Linked DNA regions of Homo sapiens: region 1 is linked to region 2. Evidence: chromatin contacts called from ENCODE Hi-C or POLR2A ChIA-PET data. All regions are on one chromosome and are shown on one strand. Each heading gives the region's core, a stretch centred on a gene start or an enhancer-like site at or near the end of the contact. The rest is flanking DNA. Distances are from core to core; before and after follow the strand shown.

Region 1 (2,700 bases), core at 72-2,571, 76 kb after region 2:
GACTTACACTGAAGTCAGAGCAAAAAAGATCAGTCTCAAATTGCAGTGTGTGGGATTTCAGCTAGATGTAAGAAAGGTTCAGGCACTCCCAAATGGAGACCCTGGGAGTGGGATCTCAAATGGGAGAGGGGAAGGAGGGTAAAGATGAAAGCAGGCATCCTAGAAAACATAATACATTTCCAATTAGTTGATACCCTTTCTAAAAGGAGGAGGCTAAGCCAGATGATTTCTGGATCCCAACATTAATTTATTCAATCAATCACTCATTTAGCAGACATTCACTGAGCCTCACCACGCAGCAGGCACAGGAATCCAGAAGCAAGTCCTTGAAGGTTCTTGCCCTTTAGAGAACTTGTACTTATTGGTAAACCCTGGGTAGGATGGGAGGAGGGCAGGGGCAGCCAAAAGAAGAAGGGTGAAGAATGCTCTGAGGCGTGAACATTAATGAAAACACAGACCCCAAGCCCAGTGGTCAGCCCAGGCTTGTACATTTCTTTCCTGGCACTTAGCAGTGTTTCCTGGCACTCAGCAGTGCCCACACCCAGAGTAGAACCCTCTGTTTTTTTTTTTTTTGTTTTTTTTGTTTTTTTTTTTTGAGACAGTCTCGCTCTGTCATCCAGGCTGGAGTGCAGTGGCATGATCTTGGCTCACTGCAACCTCCGCCTCCCAGGTTCAAGTGATTCTCCTGCCTCAGCCTCCCGAGTAGCTGGGACTACAGGTGCGCACCACTACACCCCGCTATTTTTTTTTCTATTTTTTTTTTTTGGTATTTTTACTAGAGACAGGGTTACGCCATGTTGGCCAGGCTGGTCTAGAACTCCTGACCTCAGGTGATCTGCCCGCCTCGGCCTCCCAGAGTGCTGGGATTACAGGCATGAGCCACCACACCCCACCAGACCCTCTATTTGATAATAGGTTGCATAAAGCGTAACCTCAAGTTTCAGACATCCTGAAAGACCTCGAACCTTGGGCCAGCCCAAGAAAGCTGGAGACATTTCTCACCCCCATACGGGGACAGGCAGGTGGGAGGAGGGTGTGGCTGGCAGCCCAGTGGAGTCACCATAGCCACAAACCATGAGGTTTGGGATCAAGTGGGCCCTAACCCTGATCCCACTGCAGCTGCAGGAGACAGGCAGGCGTTCCCTGTTCTCACATCAGACACTTCTGGGGCCTTCCACTGAGGATCGGTCACACCCTCCCTGGGGAGCCCACTGGAGGCCCCTGGGAACTGCTCAGGAGTGTGTGGCTACTGCCAGCAGAGGCCGGGCTGCCAGGGCTGGCTGCTTCCCTCTAGAAGGAGCCGGAAGCTTCCATCTAGAAGGTGAGCCTGCCATCTAGCGTCCCAGTCTGGGCCGCGCAGGGACAAAGGAGCTTTCCCTGCACTGTCGTGTTGGTCACATTCAGCCCCACGGCATATTTAACTGCTGCCCACCTTCTCCCCACCATCGTGAGGTGAGAGCAAACCACCCTCGTTTCAGGGTGAATTTGATTTTTAGAAACAGCTGAAAGTCGTTCTAAGCCAAATGGTTATTGGTGGGAATTCAAAGAGTTTCCCCTGTGGCTTACAACTGTCTAAAGGCAGGTGACTATTTTCAAGTATTTATATATATATATATATATATATATATATATATATATATATATTACATATAATAATATCTATTATATTATATATTAATTATTAACTCTAATATATATATTAGAGTTTCGGGAGCAATTAAAAGTCTCATTGTTTTCATGCCAACAGTGTATACCATGGAACTCAATGTTTTCATACAGAACTTAAAGTACATCTTCCTCTTAGAAATGAGTGTAAGTGCTATCTTTTCCATGCAGACCTAACTTCTACAGGAGAGGAAGAATGGTCTGATTTATTCGGCTGCTGAGGGGAGAGTTATCCACACTGAGCCGGGGATGGAGCCTGGGATAGAGTTAATAATCGAGATATATATAAATAAAATATATCCTGGACCTTCGGAGTTAAGCATTTAATCCAGCAATTGGGCCCTGCCTTTGGGACTGTTTGTCCCAGGGCTTTTTGGGGAAGACTTAGATCTAGGAAAGGGCTAATGGAGGGACATGGAACAGGAGATCAGCTCTGTCCCTGCTCCTCAAAGAAGGGCAACTGCAGGAGGTATGCAGCCCAGTGCCCAAGCCAAGGGTGGCAAAGGACGTGGAGCTCATCTGAGGATACAGGGAAAAGCACCAGAAAGTCAAAGCCACAGTCCCAGATATTTGTTTCTGGTGTGAGTGGCTGAATGCTGCTGCTTCCCTGGAGAAGAGCAGAAATCCAGGGCCCCAGAATGAGCCTGACCGGGGTAGGGTAAGGGGGTGGACAAAGGGAGCCCTCCCCAAACTAATGATGATCTCTGGAGATCAGGCCTCAGTTCCTGAGCAGCCTTGAGTTCCCTGTGTCCTGGGAAGGCCTTGCTGCTACTCCTAGAGCCCCTTTTTTCCTGGAGCAAAGGGTAGACCCCTCTACTAGGATCCTTGCTGACTTCCACCTTATCTGAGCACAAAGAGTTGCCTTCGGTTAGAGACTAGGATTTAGGTGTGGCCACTTTGGGGAGGGTGGATTAATCTTTTTAACATGGAAAGAGGCCAAGAAAACAGGGCCCTCATTTGGCCTTGAGAGCCTGGCAACTCCACTATTCCCTTTGATTAGCAAAATTCTAGAGCTCGAAGAATACCAGATAATAT
Region 2 (2,700 bases), core at 60-2,559:
AGTAGCCAGGACTAGAGGCATGCACAACCACGCCCAGATAATTTTTGTATTTTTAGTGGAGATGGGGTTTCATGATGTTGGCCAGGCTGGCCTCAAACTCCTGATCTCAGGTGATCTACCCTCCTTGGCCTCCCAAAGCCCTGGGATTACAAGCATGAGCCACTGCGCTCGGCCAGATAAGTTGATTTTAATATAACAGCATGTGAAGGTCAGATCTCAAATTGCTACTAACCTTTAGGAAACTACAACTTGTCAAGTTTTGGTGTAATATCAAATAAGAATATCCACACTTATCGGAATCTGAAATGACTACTAAAATGTCCCTCCTTTTCCAACTACCTGTGTGAGGCCAGATGTTCTTCATATATTTCAACTAAAACAACATATTGCAATAGATCGAATGCAGAAGTGGGTATGACAACCTACCTGTCTTCTATTAAGTAAGATATTATGGAGACTAGCCAAAAGAAGAGAAAACCAATGCCACTCTTTTCACCATTTTTTTTTTGTTTTGGAAATAATTGTTTTCATCAAACATATCATTATTGTCAACCTGTTTATATAATGGGTTTATTAGTATTTTATTTTATTTTATTTATTTAGTGTTTTGAGACAGAGTCTCCCTCCATTGCCCAGGCTGGAGTGCAGTGGCGCAATCTTGGCTTACTGCAACCCCCGCCTCCCGGGTTCAAGCAATTCTCCTGCCTCAGCCTCCCGAGTAGCTAGGACTATAAGCATATGCCACCACGACTGGCTACTTTTTGCATTTTTAGTAGAGATGGGGTTTCACCATATTGGACAAGCTGGTCTCAAACTCCTGACCTCAGGTGATCCACTTGCCTCGGCCTCCAAAAGTGCTGGAACTACAGGCACGAGCCACCGCAACTGGCTGATTTATTAGCATTTTAAACGAGTAAATAAACATTATTAAATTCTGAGTTTTAATTTCTAAGTTCCTCCTTAGTAGCTTAGTATAGATAGAAAACACCATGGTCCTGATTTTTTTCCTCACTAACACACCTGAGGAAAATACCATAAACCCCTCAGTAATGGTGGCTTGGTCCTATGAGGCAAGGATAGCGTCTCTATTGTATCCCCAGTACACAATACAGAGCTTGGCATATAGTAGTTACTCAACAAACACTTTGTTGAATTGAATTGGTTGCAATTAAAGCACTGATCCTCAGCTCATACTATGTTTACTCATGTTTTGAAATATACCATTTCTTAGGGCAAGAATTTTAACTGGTTTCCAAACCAAAGAGTCACTTTTCAAAGGCATCAAAGAGGAAACGTGACTCAAGCACTGCATGCAAGGCATGGGGAAAAAAGCAAACCACAAAATCTAACCACAGAATTCATAGATTCAAAACGTTGTTGCTTGGAATTAGTAAAGGCTGTACATGCAGCTCCAGAAAGACTGCCTGGGTTCAAATTCTGGCTTCATCATTCACCATCTGTGTACTCTTGGGCAGGTCTTTAACCCATCTGTGCCTACTGTCCTCATCTGTAAAATGGATAATAATAGCATCCATTTTGTAGGGTTATTTTAAGGCTATAATGAGTTAATGTTAATACATATAATTCACTTAGAATTTAATGTACTATATTAGAATGGTATATTTTTAACAGGGCTTGGCACTGAATTAAGTTCTCAATAAATTTTCCCTGTACTCTATCAAATGGAGGAAGTTCATTATATATATATGATAAAGTATTCATAGTGAATAAAAGTCTTTCATATCCCTTTTTTTTTTTAAAAAAAAGAGATGGTGTCTTGCTATGTTGCCCAGGCTTAAGTATAGTGGCCCAAACATAATCACTTCTGCTCACAGTCTACCAGGAAGGACTGGTCATATGGCCCTAAACTGACAAGGAGGCTGGGAGGTATTGGGAAACATGAAATACTGGGTGAACAACTACTAATTTATCTTAGGATCTGGTTAAATAAGTATAGCTCTCCAATCATCCAGATTGTCTCTTAATAAAAATAGTAACAGATTTATTTATCCCTTTATGGAAAGCAAGACTTTATTAGTATTTAATTTAAAATGAATAGGAATTCTTTCTATTGTTTCAAAAGAATACATGCTGATTTCTTTCCTTGTTTTACTTTTAACCCTCCTGATGTTTCTTTTATGATTTTTCTTTTATAATTGAGCATGTGTTACTTTGTACTTCTGTTACAATATAATTTCCAATAAAAATAAACCCTTGACCACCCTGAGGGGAACACTAGAAAAAACTGAAAAGCTTACTAGTTGAATTCATATTTATTCCAGAACACTTCTGCTGTTATTGTTGTTAGAGACTCAGTCTCATTATGTTGCCCAGGCTGGTCTCAAACTCCTAGCCTTAAGCAATCTTCCTGCCTTGACCTCCCAAAATCCTGGGATTATAGGCATGAGCCACCACACTTGGCCCAGAACTCTTTTTGTATCTAATTCAAACTCTTCAGACTACCCCTCAAGATCCTTCCTCGATAATCATGCCACCACACACACACACACACACACACACACACACACACACACACACTTCTCTAGCCTATTATCTTACTTGTCTGAAAATAAGGCTTTTTTTGCTCTCACTGAAACAATTTTTTATTTAAAACAAATTAATACATATTTATTGGAACACCATGCCATTTGTTTTTTAACCACTTGCTAAATTGTTATCAGTAATAATATTCCAGGATTT

What was found. Hi-C counts contacts between places; a loop is a spot of excess contacts on that map. ChIA-PET counts read pairs that join two places held with the same protein, here RNA polymerase II (POLR2A). Pooled maps may share reads with other maps.
Region 1: a pooled map shows a loop between it and region 2 (2.6-fold over the local background). The contact joins two enhancer-like sites. A Hi-C loop is called at or near these places in 1 of 50 pooled maps. POLR2A ChIA-PET finds 5 or more read pairs at or near these places in 5 of 52 experiments (CD4-positive, alpha-beta T cell, MCF 10A, PC-9 and 2 more).

The regions. Positions count from the first base shown.
Region 1 is chr2:44,042,997-44,045,696 of GRCh38, reverse strand. No RefSeq gene overlaps it. Among named protein-coding and RNA genes, the nearest start is that of LRPPRC, 48 kb to the right of the region's middle. RefSeq lists an enhancer at 1,394-1,443. Within about 2 kb of position 1,321, at least 4 of the 41 ENCODE cell types and tissues checked have a DNase peak (open chromatin) inside an H3K27ac peak, as active enhancers do.
Region 2 is chr2:44,119,225-44,121,924 of GRCh38, reverse strand. No RefSeq gene overlaps it. Among named protein-coding and RNA genes, the nearest start is that of PPM1B-DT, 48 kb to the left of the region's middle. Within about 2 kb of position 1,309, at least 2 of the 41 ENCODE cell types and tissues checked have a DNase peak (open chromatin) inside an H3K27ac peak, as active enhancers do.